Linked DNA regions of Homo sapiens: region 2 is linked to region 1. The links are chromatin loops, found by intact Hi-C in ENCODE. Cell type or tissue: K562. All regions are shown on one strand. Links, peaks and the distances in the headings refer to the core of each region. The heading gives the core; the rest is flanking DNA.

Region 1 (6,379 bases), core at 2,459-4,958:
ATTTTTCATCTGTGTTGGGGTGAAAAAAATCCACATATAGGTGGACCCTGGCAGTCCAAACCAGTGTTGTTCAAGGGTCAACTGTGTATTCTAAGGATGAAAAAAGTGCACAGGAGCTTTCAGCTTCACTGATTTATGATTAATGGTAACATTGTTACTGTGGTTTTAAAACTCTGTACTGTATATGGTAGGATAACATAAGTATTTTAATGTTACTATATACAAAGATGTGCAGTGTGTGAGAGAATGAGATACAAACACAAGATCAAAGAAGTTCAGAAAAGGGCCGGGTGGCTGATGCCTGTAATCCCAGCACTTTGATAGGCCAAAGCGGGAGGATCACTAGAGTCCAGGAGTTTGAGACCAGCCTGGGCAACATAGCAAGACCCTGTCTCCATTTTTTAAAAAATTTAAAACAATTTTTAAGACGTTCATTCATCCGGGGGTGGGGGTGGAAACTAATATAAAGAATTTTAAGAAGTTCAGAAAAAAAAAGTCTGTAGTATTGAGTTTAAACTGGAGGGCTGGGTGCAGTGGCACACACCTGTAATCCCAGTGCTTTGGGAAGCCAAAGTGGCTTAGGAGTTCAAGACCAGCCTGGGCAACACAGTGAGATCTTGTCTCTACAAAATACAAAATAATAAAATAGCCAGGGGTGGTGGCCTGTGCCTATAGTCCTAGCTACTTGGGAGGCTGAGGCGAGAGGCCCAAATGAGCCCAGGAGTTTAAAGTTACAATGAGCTGTGATCTCACCAGTGCACTACAGCTTGGGCAACAGACCCTATCAAAAAGAAAAAAAAGTTTCAACTGCAAAAAAAAGTCCTAGTTCTGTGGACTGAAAGGGCCTAGAAGCACTAGGGTGACCAGTTGTTCTAGTTTGCCACAAACAGAGGGGTTTTCTCTGGATGCTGGACTTTCAGATTAAAACTGGAACAGTCCTGGCTGAACCAGGATGTATAGGCATGGGCACCCTACAGTAACAGTGAGCACATCTGACACTGAGATCTTGGTTTCTAAATTCCATTTCCCACTAAAAAGATCCAGAGCTCCTTTGGAGAACTGGCTGATTCCAGCTCTGGGACGGGAAAGGTACAAGATGAGCCAGGTATTTCGTTGTGCCTGAATGCAGAGGAAGTGCTTAGACCAATGAGGCTATGCCAACTGTAGTTAGGAGAACAAACAACACTAATCCATAGTGGTAGATAGCAGATCAGTGGTTGGTTAGGAGGGGAAGAGAGAAGGAATTGACTGGAAAGGAAAATGGGAGAACTTTTGGGGGTGATGGAAATGTTCTGTGTCATGGTTAGTGGGAATGTATACGTTTGTCAAAATTCATCAAATTGTGTCACTGTAAAGAATGCATTTTATTGCAAACCAAATGAGAAAAGCAAAGTCGATTGAGAACTTGCTGTAGCAAGGGAGTCAGCCACCATCCCTTATGTTTTAGCAGAGGTTCAAAGGCATGCAGAGGAGTGGGAAAGCTTTACAGTGGACAAAAGGAAAGGTTTCACAGGTATGCCTGATTGGAAGCTGTTGGCATGGGGAAGCTGGAAGCTAACTACAAGTTGGCATCCTATGGTCTTGGTTAAAGGAGCATATTTGGCTTTCTCTGGATGGGCATAAGCTAGAAGTGAGGACAAAAAGTAGGGAAGCTGTCAAGTTTTAATCAAGTCCTGGCCATTTTGAGCTGATTGTCATAGAAGTTATTATTTAGCTTCCTGGATTGCTACCAGAGATAGCAGTCTGACTTCCTACAAGTCTGGTTGATAGCAGGTTTGGCTTTCAGGCTGAGAGTACACTTATGGTAAATAAGTGGTTGGTTTACTGGGCTAGTTGTTGTAGGTAATGGGTCAGAATTCTGTTTTTATGTATATTCTGGCCATTTACCATTTGTATTTTCAGTCTCTCAAAAATAAATTTTAGAGACATGGGAGCCAGCTTGAAGGATCTCCCAGGGGGCAAATTTAGGGCAATTTTAGCGTCAAAAAGAAAATGAATACAATTGATTGCAAATACTGAATAAATAAAAGTCTACTCTCTAGTACAGAGAAGAGAGAATGAGAAGAGGGAAACTATTTTTCCATCATTGGTAGTGTCTATTACACCAATTTGATACTCTGAAAATTAGTTATTAAAGGGAGATAGCATTTACCCTGTTTGTTTTTTGTTTCATTTGTTTTTGTTTTTAAGACAGAGTCTTGCTCTGTCATCCAGGCTGGAGTGCAGTGGCACAAACATGGCTCACTGCAGTCTTGACCTCCTGGGCTCAAGTGATCCTCGTGCCTCGTCAGAAGCTGGGACTACAGGTGCCTGCCACCATACCTGGCTAAGTGTTTTTGCTTGCTTTTTTGTTTTTTTAGAGATGGGGTCTTGCTATGTTGCCCAGGCTGGTCTTGAACTCCTGGGCTCAAGTGATGCTCCCACCTCAACCTCCCAAAGCGCTGGGAGTACAGGCATGGGCCACTGCTCCCAACCTACCCTGCTTTTTTTTTCTTTTTTTTTTTAATAAAGAATGTGGTTTATACCCAGTTGATGAGGAAAAACTCTTCTTTACTATAGGATGCCAGCTAATAAGTATAAAATAAAATATAGAATTAGACAATAACCATGATGCAAACCTTAATGAAATAATTGACTCAGACAAGGACTATCAATGGACTTCAAAACCTTTAGATGAAAGATTGCTGGGAAATGCCATCAAAGTATCACTCTACAGGCTACTTACCTAATTGTAAAAGAAATTACAGGCTGGGTGTGGTGGCTTACGCCTGTAATCCCAGCACTTTGGGAGGCCGAGGCTAGCAGATCATGAGGTCAGGAGTTCAAGACCAACCTGGCAACATAGTGAAACCCCATCTCTACTAAAAATACAAAAAAAAAAAAAAAAAAAAAAAAGGTCAGCCGCAGTGGCTCATGCCTGTAATCCTGTAATCCCAGCACTTTGGGAGGCCAAGGCAGGCAGATCACCTGAGGTTGGGAGTTCGAGACCAGCCTGACCAACGTGGAGAAACCCCGTCTCTACTAAAAATACAAAATTAGCCGGGCATGGTGGCACATGCCTGTAATCCCAGCTACTCAGGAGGCTGAGGCAGGAGAATTGCTTGAACCCAGGAGATGGAGGTTGTGGTGAGCCAAGATCGCACCATTGCACTCCAGCCTGGGCAATGAGAGCAAAACTCCGTCTCAAAAATAAATAAATAAAACGGCTGGGCACGGTGGCTCATGCCTGTAATCCCAGCACTTTGGGAGGCCGAGGCGGGCAGATCACGAGGTCAGGAGATTGAGACCATCCTGGCTAACATGGTGAAACCCCATCTCTACTAAAAATACAAAAAATTAGCCAGGCGTGGTGGTGGTCACCAGTGGTCCCAGCTACTCGGGAGGCTGAGGCAGGAGAATGGCATGAACCCAGGAGGCAGAGCTTGCAGCGAGCTGAGATTGTGCCATTGCACTCCAGCCTGGGTGACAGAGCGAGACTCCGTCTCAAAAAAAAAATTAAAAAATATAAATAAATAAAAATTAAATAAAAATAAAAATACAAAAAAAAAATAGTCGGGTGCAGTGGCATGTGCCTGTAGTCCCAGCTCCTTGGGAGGCTGAGGCAGGAGAATCACTTGAACCCAGGAGCAGAGGTTGCACTGAGCCGAGATCGCGCCATTGCACTACAGCCTGGGCGACACAACAAGACACTGTCTCAAAAAAAAAAAAAAAAAAAAAAAAAAAGGTAAAGAAAATACACCTGTATAGTGGAGCCATCTGGTGGTCACCATTTGAACCAAACCATCAAATTTAGTATCAGTAATAGTGGGACAACCTCCAGTTTACAGAGAATACAAGAGAAAGGGTTGTCATGCAAATCTGATAGTACTAGCAAAGATAATTATTCTAAAAAAAAAGTCGTAAGACTATAAGCAATAAATAGTTATTGAGCAGCTGAGTTAGGCATACTATAGTCTCAGTTTCAGTATCTAACCAGCTTCAAGTCACCATTTCAAATGAAATATCAACGCGTGATGAAAGTTAACTTACTACCATCCTTTTCTTGGGGTTGCACTACTGTCCAATGGGTACCTAGTGAGGGCAGTACTGCTAACTCCTGCACAACACACCGAAATCAACTAGAGCTTTGCTTTGCCTTGGTGCAGTTTTTGGAGAAATGAAAAACAGCTTTCCCATACACACACAGTTATTTACATATTACTGTATTAAAAAGTACATACAGGCTGGGCACGGTGGCTTACGCCTGTAATCCCAGCACTCTAGGAGGCCGAGGTGGGCGGATCATTTGAGGTCAAGATTCGTGACCAGCCTGGCCAACATGGTGAAACTCTGTCTTTGCTAAAAAAATATATATTTATATATACACAAAAAAATTAGCCGGGCGTGGTGGCGGGCGTCTGTAATCCCAGCTACTCCGGAGGATGAGACAGGAGATTCGCTTGAACCCGGGAGGCAGAGGTTGCAATGAGCTGAGATCGTGCCACTGCACTCCAGCCTGGGAGACGGAGTGAGACTCTGTCCCCCCCACCAAAAAAAAAAAAAAGCAAGGCTGGGCATGGTGTCTCATGCCTGTAATCCCAGGACTTTGGGAGACCGAGGCAGGCAGATCACTTGAGGTCGGGAGTTCGAGACCAGCCTAGCCAACATGGTGAAACCCTGTCTCTGCTAAAAAATACAAAAATTAGCCGGGTATGGTGGCACACATTTGTAATCCAACTACTTGGGAGGCTGAGGCAGGAGACTCTCTTGAACCCGGGAGGTGGAGGTTGCAGTGAGCCAAGATCGCGTGACTGCACTCCAACCTGGGGGACAGAATAAGACTCTCTCAAAAAAAAAAAAGAAAATAAAAGAAAAAACCATAATACTGAGTTAGATTAAGTGAATTGGCCACTTCTTTGCCATCAGCCTAATACTTAGCCTGCAACTTTTTTTTTTTTTTTTTTTTGAGAAAGGGTGTTGCTCTGTTGCCCAGGCTGGAGTGAGGTAGCATGATCTTGGCTCACTGCAGACTCCACCTCCTTTGCCCAGGTGATCCTCCTGTCTCAGCCTCTCCAGTAGCTGCGACCACAAGCACAAGCCACCTCTCCCGATCTCGGCTCACTGCAACCTCCGCCTCCTTGGTTCAAGCGATTTTCCCACCTCAGCAGCCTGAGTAGCTGGGATTACAGGCACATGCCACCGTACTCAGCTAGAGACATGAGTAGAGACATAGTAAAGACAGAGTTTCACCATGTTGGCCAGGCTGGTCTTGAACTCCTGACCTCGTGATCCACCTGCCTCTGCCTCCCAAAGTGCTGGGATTATAGGCATGGGTTACCATGCCAGCCGACTTCTCTTATCTCTTATGTGGTGAAAACAGGAAAAGAGAGCTCTATGGGGTCCCTTTTATAAGGGCACTGATCTCATTCATGAAGGCCCTACCTTCATGACCTAATCCCCTTCCAAGGGCCTCACCACCTACCTCCACATTAGGGGTTAAGATTTCAACATGAATTTTGGGTGGACGCAAACATTCAATCTATTGCAGAAGTACAGAGGAAAAAAAAAACAGTAAGTCTAGCTTTTGTTATTGGCACCCAGAAATCCAGGGATCCTGGAGAGATTATCAGAGTTGTTGGTTAAAAATGTTAATGTTAATCCACGACGCTCTCAAGAGCTCACGTCTGGTGTGACTATGACCATGTCATGCTGTTTCACCAGTTAGTACCTCTGCTGAGTCCATTCTTTCTGCCTGGAATGCTCTTTCTACTCTTCTATGCCAGGTTATCTCCTATTCACAGTTAGCAATTAGCCTAAGACACATTATTTATTTACCTTAGTTTGTGTCAAGCATAGACAGTTGTGGTTTTACAGATAGGGAAGCCAAACCAAACTTCCTAGCCTACTTTTCTTTTTCTAATCTAGTGGATTTTATACTGACTTACAAGATTTTACTGTGAGCAGCAATGCAACATAACCCAATATATCTAATCTTTCAGATTTAGTGAACATTTAGATTTTTAAAATTATAATTAAAGCTATAACATTTAGTCTTCATTTTCTCTGCAGACCACAAAGACTTCTGACATTCTAAGTTTTTTTTAAAAAATAATTCAGTAGATTGTTATCATAATTTTTACTAGACTATTATTAAAATATTATTTCAGAAATTCATATGTTGATGAGATATCTGCGTTCCCATGTATGTTGAAGCACCATTCACAATAACCAAGATAAAGACTCAGCCTAAGTGTCCATCAACAGATGAATGGATAAGGAAAATGTGGTATATATGACCAGGCATGGTGGCTTATACCTGTAATCCCAGCACTTTAGGAGGCTGGGAATTTAGAAGTGGGAGAATTGCTCAAGGAGGGTTTGAGACCAGCCTGGGCAACAA
Region 2 (6,379 bases), core at 2,639-5,138, 130 kb before region 1:
CACTAAATCTATCCATTAGATATGAAGGAGAAATAGTCTTTCTTAGACAAACAAAAACAGGAAATTCATCACCACTAGACCAGCCCTATAAAAAATGCTTAAAGAAGAACATCTAGAAGAGAAAGGACAATATCTACCATAATGAAAATACACAAAAGTATAAAACTCACTGGTGGGGATACGCAAATAAGAAATATACAAAAATCAACTCAAAATGGATTAAAGATTTAAACATAAACCTAAAACTATAAAACTACTTGACGAAAGCAGGGGAAATGCTTCAGGGCATTAGTCTAGGCAAAGATTTTATGGCTGAGACTTTAAAAGCACAAGTAACAAAAATAAAAATAGACAAATGAGACTATGTTAAACTAAAAGGCTTCTATACAGCAAAGGAACAATCAACAGGGTGAAGAGACTACCTACAGAATGACAGAAAATATTTGCTAACTGTTCATCCAACAAGTAATTAATATCTAGAATATACAAGGAACTCAACAGCAAAGCAAACAAAAAAACCACAAATAATCCAATGAAAAATGGGCAAGTGAGCTGAACAGACATTTCTCAACGACATACAAATGGCCAACAGGTGTATGAAAAAATACTCAACATCACTAATCATCAGGGAATTGCAAACTAATACCACAATGAGATATCATCTTACCCCAGTTAGAATGGCTATATCAGCTGGGCATGATGGCTCACGCCTGTAATCCCAGCACTTTGAGAGGCCGAGATGGGTGGATCACCTGAGGTCAGGAGTTCGAGACCAGCCTGGCCAACATGGTGAAATCCTGTCTCTACTAAAAATGCAAAAATTAGCTGGGTGTGGTGGCACACACGTGTAATCCCAGCTACTTGGAAGGCTGAGGCAGGAGAATCGCTGGAACCTGGGAGATAGAGGTTGCAGTGAGCCAAGATCGCGCCACTGCACTCCAGCCTGGGTGACAGAGTGAGACTTGGTCTTGAGAAAAACAAACAAACAAACAAAAAACAAAACAAAACAAAAAAACAAATGGCTACATCGAAAAGACAAAAAATAACAAATGCTGGCAAGGATGTGGAGAAAAGAGAACTCTTACCAGACTATTAGTAGGAAGATAAATTATTACGGACATTATAGAAAACAGTGTGGAATTTTTCAGAAAACCAAAAACAGAGCTACCATATGATCCAGCAAACCCACTACTGAGTATTTATCCAAAAGAAAGAAAATTGGCGTATTAAAGGAATACCTGCATTCCCACATTTACTGCAGCACTATTCACAATACTAAGATACGGAATCAACATAAATGTCCATTAACAGATGAATGAGTTAAGAAAGATTACATATCTAAGATAGATAAATATGTGTGTGTGTGTGTGTGTGTGTGTGTGTGTGTGAGAGTGTGTGTATAACGGGATACTATTCAACCATAAAAAGAATGAAATCTTGTCATTCACAGAAACATGGATGAGCCTGGAAGACATTAAATTAGAGCACAATAAGAAGACATTATATTCAAGCAAAATTCTTGTACACAAGAATACCACATGTCCTCACTCATATGTGGGAGCTCATAAAAGTAGAAGGTAGAATTGTGGGCACTATAGAGGCTAGGAAAGGTAGGGGGTGAGGAGGATAGGGAGAGGTTGGTTAATGAACACAAAATTTCAGCTAGATGGGAGGAATGAGTTCTGGTGTTCTGCAGCAGCATAGGGTAAATATAGATAACCAATTTGTTGAGTATTTTTTAAAAGCTTGAAGAGAGTATTTTGAATGTTCACAACACAAATGACAAATGTTTGAGGTAACAGATATGTTAATTACCCTGTTTTGATCACTCCACACATATACATATATCAAAATATCACTCTCTATCCCATACATATGCACAATTATATTGTGTCAACTAAAAATAAAAGGGAAAAATGAAGAAAAATGAACCTAATTAAAAATCAGGTCCACGTATATTGAGAAGATGGTGGCTGGGTGGGACAGTGGTGTAGAGAGCAAAATGCTCATCCAAACTGGAAGTAGATAATGTTGAACATTCATTGTCAAAAACAGAAAAAGGCCTTGGAAGAAAAACCAGTGCCAGGCTTGAGTGAGAAAGTTGCACAACCTTCTTCACCCCCAACGGCCTTCAGCTAGGATGTCCTTGGGAGAAGACTATTCTATGTCATCTCAGTGTGGGAAAAGATAACACTGTTCTGAAGTCACTTCTCTATTTTCCTTCCTGGTAGCTCATCTAAGATTAAAAAAGAAATTCCTCAGTTCCTCCTAGGAATTAATAATTCTAACAATACCATATGATGTCCATGAGCTCTACTTTGCCATTGCTGGTTTTGCGAGAGCTGACATTTTTGAACATTACTATATTCCAGGCACTGAGCTACGTGTTACATACGTTGTCTCATTTAATCTTCTTGACACTTGTGAGCCAATATTGTTGTTCTACCATGACATGAAGGAGTGAGGCTTAGAAAGGTTTAGTAAAGTTGCAGAGCATAGATGTGACGGAGCCATGCCAGGACCCAAGGAGTCTAACCCCCAAGCCATTGCTTACAACCATAATGCCAAGGACAGTCCTTGAGAGGTAGCACTGTAAACTATTTTTCATGCTGCCTTTGACACCACTCCCCACTTTCTTTCACTTGTGTCTCCTTTTTAAATCTTGCACTGTTCATCAGAGGGAAACCATTTTTTTCCCCTTAGGAATAGGAACTATTGCTGGAGCACGAGAGTGCATATTAATAGTTATGGAAAGACTATAGGAATATCCTACAGAGATGTCCTTATTGTGCACTTGTTAAGAACTCATTCTGGGATGGAGTGGGAAATAGATGAGATGCCCCAAAAGTCCTTTAAGAACGTCATCCTCTGAGGTGGGAGGATCACTTGAGCCTGGGAGGTCGAGGCTACATAAGCCATGATGCCACTACACTTCAGCTTGGGTGACAGAGGAAGACTCCATCTAAAAAAAAAAAAAAAAAAAAAAAAAAAAAGGCCTCCTATCAGAAGCTTCAAAAAGAATTATTGTAGCTTGACTTGAACATGGAAATTTTCACTTTTTTTCTTTCTGTTTGGTGTTCTTAACATGGAGTATGTATACATCCATGCGTAAAATGTAAAGCACTGATAAACATTTTCTTTGCAAAATGTATAAAAAACAAAATCATGTATTTTTCTAGGGTATTTTGGCAAACAGCTATTACACAATCTCTCCAGCCCACCATCTATCATTCCTCAATTTATTACTGAGTAGCAGATTTTGAATGTTGCCAATTCTTTTTGGAATGAGTGCTTGATTTTTTTTTTAAATCACAAAGAAAACATTCTGCCACAGTCCCAAGGCACTACTGATGGACTTCACTATTTTAAGCCAGCTGAGTCCAAGGCACTTTCCAGGACTATTTATAGATTTTGCTCATTCTTCCATTTTCTTACTGAGATAATCTCCTGGTCCATCCTGATTGTCACATAATAAATCCTTCTTCAATTTAATTCTACTATGCTGGGTACAGTGGCTCATGCCTGTAATCCCAGAACTTTGGGAGGCCAAGGCAGGTGGATCACCTGAGATCAGGAGTTCAAGACCAGCCTGGCCAATATAGTGAAACCCTGTCTCTACTGAAATCACAAAAATAAAAATAAAAAAATTAGCTGGGTGGTGCGCACCTGTAATCCCAGCTACTCGGGAGGCTGAGGCACGAGAATCACCTGACCCCAGGAGGCGGAGGTTGCAGTGAGCTGAGATTATGCTACTGTACTCCATCCTGGGCAACACAGTGAGACTCCATCTCAAAAAAAAAAAATTTAATTCTACTCAACCAGAAATTTTACTGAATGTTCTATGATTTGGTGGTGTTTGGACAGTTCTAACACAAGGTGAGAATGTGCATTGTAAGACGTAAATTAGAAAATATGACAATGGGTGAATATCCCTTAAAATATAGAATGCCCAATTAAATTAAGAAGAAAAACATTAGGACACCAACAGATTAAATAGGTAAAGGACATGGTAGGTAATTTATAACCCAAACGTACCACACAAACACACAAGCAAAACAAATGGCCTGCAAACATAAAAATAGTTGTAACTCACTAGTAATCAAAAATCTAAAATTAGAGTAACAGAACACAATTTTAACCTATACAAACAGCAAAGCCTAAAATAAACAAAATTGTGATTTTATAGCCAGCCAGAGGGTGGCGAGAAGGGCATTGACAAAAACTGCTGATAGGAGAATAAACAGCTACTTGGGCTGGTTCTTCTGTGTTGAGAAGAGAACTTTAACCTGCCTTTTGCCCGGCTGACAGAGTGAAGAGGATGTCTTCACAGCTACAGAGTATGTCCCCTCCAAACTCCCAACTGTGAATACTACCTTGCACTCTCTGGAATCCCATCCTCGTCAATAACGCAACGGGAGAAAGCATAATCATAAATCCCCGCCAGAAGAACAAAGGCTCCATCTCTCTGTGCCTCCAGACACTGGAGATTTTACTCTGAAGGGAAATCAGGCCACTTTGGAGCTGAGTAGTCAGAAAGCACTGTGTCATTCTCTTGAAGGTTGCCTTTACAAAATTGCCCTTTGATGGGATGTATTTGGCTTGCCCTGAGAAACATGGTAAGAAATTGCCCTCGTAACTTTCCTGCTCTATTTGTCAATGACATGGAGTTGAGAATGTCACCCATCACATCATGCGGTGTGTCCTCTTTAAGAGATCTCAGGATCAGCCAGGAGCAGTGGTTCACACCTGTAATCCCAGCACTTTGGGAGGCCAAGGCAGGCGGATCACAAGGTCAAGAGATCGAGACCATCCTGGCCAACATGGTGAAACCCCATCTCTATTAAAAAATATAAAAATTAGCTGGGGCGCAGTGGCGGGTGCCTTTAGTCTCAGCTACTCGGGAGGCTGAGGCAGGATAATCGCTTGAACCTGGGAGGTGGAGGTTGCAGTGAGCCGAGATCACACCATTGCACTCCAGCCTGAGTGACAGAGCGAGACACTGTCTCAAAAAAAAAAAAAAAATCTCAGGATCAGGAAAATTATGCTTCTTCTGAATACCTATGAACCTATAAGTATAACCCTTAAAGCTAAGCATTTTTCTCTTTTTGCTTTGACTGCCAGGAAGCTCAGAAAGAAATTTATGAATTACCTCAAGTGACTTTACGTGACCATATAGTAATTGTGTTGTTTGCTAATATGGGTTTTAATTCATTGCTATAGTTACGCTTCCCCTGCAGTCTGCAGTTATTTATTTCAGCCTTCAGTATTCATCCTGTTTTGGTGAACCACGGCAATGATGGAAGTGGGTATAAATAAATGTAAGTTCACTAAAACGATTAAAAGAAACTCATAAGCTCCAACTGGATGTCAAAGGAGGCTTTTTGAAAGTTTGGAAATGAATTTTTGAAAAAGTTTGGAAATCCCAGATCAGATCTGGAAGCTCTTAACTGAGACTCTGTTCTTTTTCTAACATTCTGTGTCATTTTTAGGTCAAATAGCTTTTGGGGGATATAAAAAACTTAGGGCATCTGGCTGGGCACAGTGGCTCACGCCTGTAATCCCAGCACTTTGGGAGGCCAAGGGGGAGGATCACTTGAGGTCAGGAGTTTGAGACCAGCCTGGTCAACATGGCGAAACTCTGTCTCTATTAAAAATACAAAAATATTAGCTGGGCATGGTGGCACAGCCTGTGGTCCCAGCTACTCAGGAGGCTGAGGCAGGAGAATCACTTGAACCTGGGAGGCTGGGTTGCAGTGAGTCAAGATCGCACCACCGCACTCCAGCTTGGGCGACAGAGTGAGACTCTATCTTAAAAAAAATAAAAAAAAATAAAAAAAACCTAAGGCATCTCTAAATGTATATTTTAATTTCTGTATAAGTAATTGCTTATTTAAGTAGCAGCTTCCATCCATAAAATATCTCTATTCCTTCTAGAAAATAATGATGGCAAACACTATTATTATATTATCGTTACATTTATATTTTTACTTATTCCACAAACTTATCTCAAGCACCTACTGTGAAAGGCATGGCTCAAGACTCCGGGAAGTGTGAAAGGCATGGCTCAAGACTCCGGGAAGATGTCTAATAGCTTTGCAGGAGTCTGGGTCCCCTTGGCCCTGCAGGCTAGTGACCCTTGAGGCTAAGGCTATGTCTTACTCACCTCTGTATTTCCAGCACCAAGCAGTTTTGGGCACCTCAGAGGCATTCAGCAAATGTTATCTTATAACTCTTGCCTTCTTTTCCAAAATTTTTATTTTTAATTGACAAATAATAATTGTAGGCTAGGTATGGTGGCCATGCCTGTAATCCCAGTGCTTTGAGAGGCTGAGGCAGGTGGATCACTTGAGCCCAGGAGTTTGTGACCAGCCTGGACTAC

The links. Peaks named below come from ENCODE experiments on the same cell type or tissue, not always from the same donor. Only the 100,000 strongest peaks of a DNase experiment are listed, where the experiment ranks them.
Region 2: it touches region 1 in a loop (3-fold over the local background); 15 of 110 quality-filtered maps call a loop at or near these places.

What each region holds. Positions count from the first base shown.
Region 1 is chr6:159,718,192-159,724,570 of GRCh38, reverse strand. It overlaps a transcript of SOD2 not described here and the pseudogene RNU4ATAC18P. Among named protein-coding and RNA genes, the nearest start is that of WTAP, 6.1 kb to the left of the region's middle. In K562, for the core only: a CTCF peak has its summit at 3,765 (motif pointing left); a DNase peak (open chromatin) is centred at 3,780.
Region 2 is chr6:159,850,920-159,857,298 of GRCh38, reverse strand. No RefSeq gene overlaps it. Among named protein-coding and RNA genes, the nearest start is that of MAS1, 37 kb to the left of the region's middle. In K562, for the core only: a CTCF peak has its summit at 4,199 (motif pointing right); no DNase peak of the experiment used is centred there; H3K27me3 peaks cover 403 bases.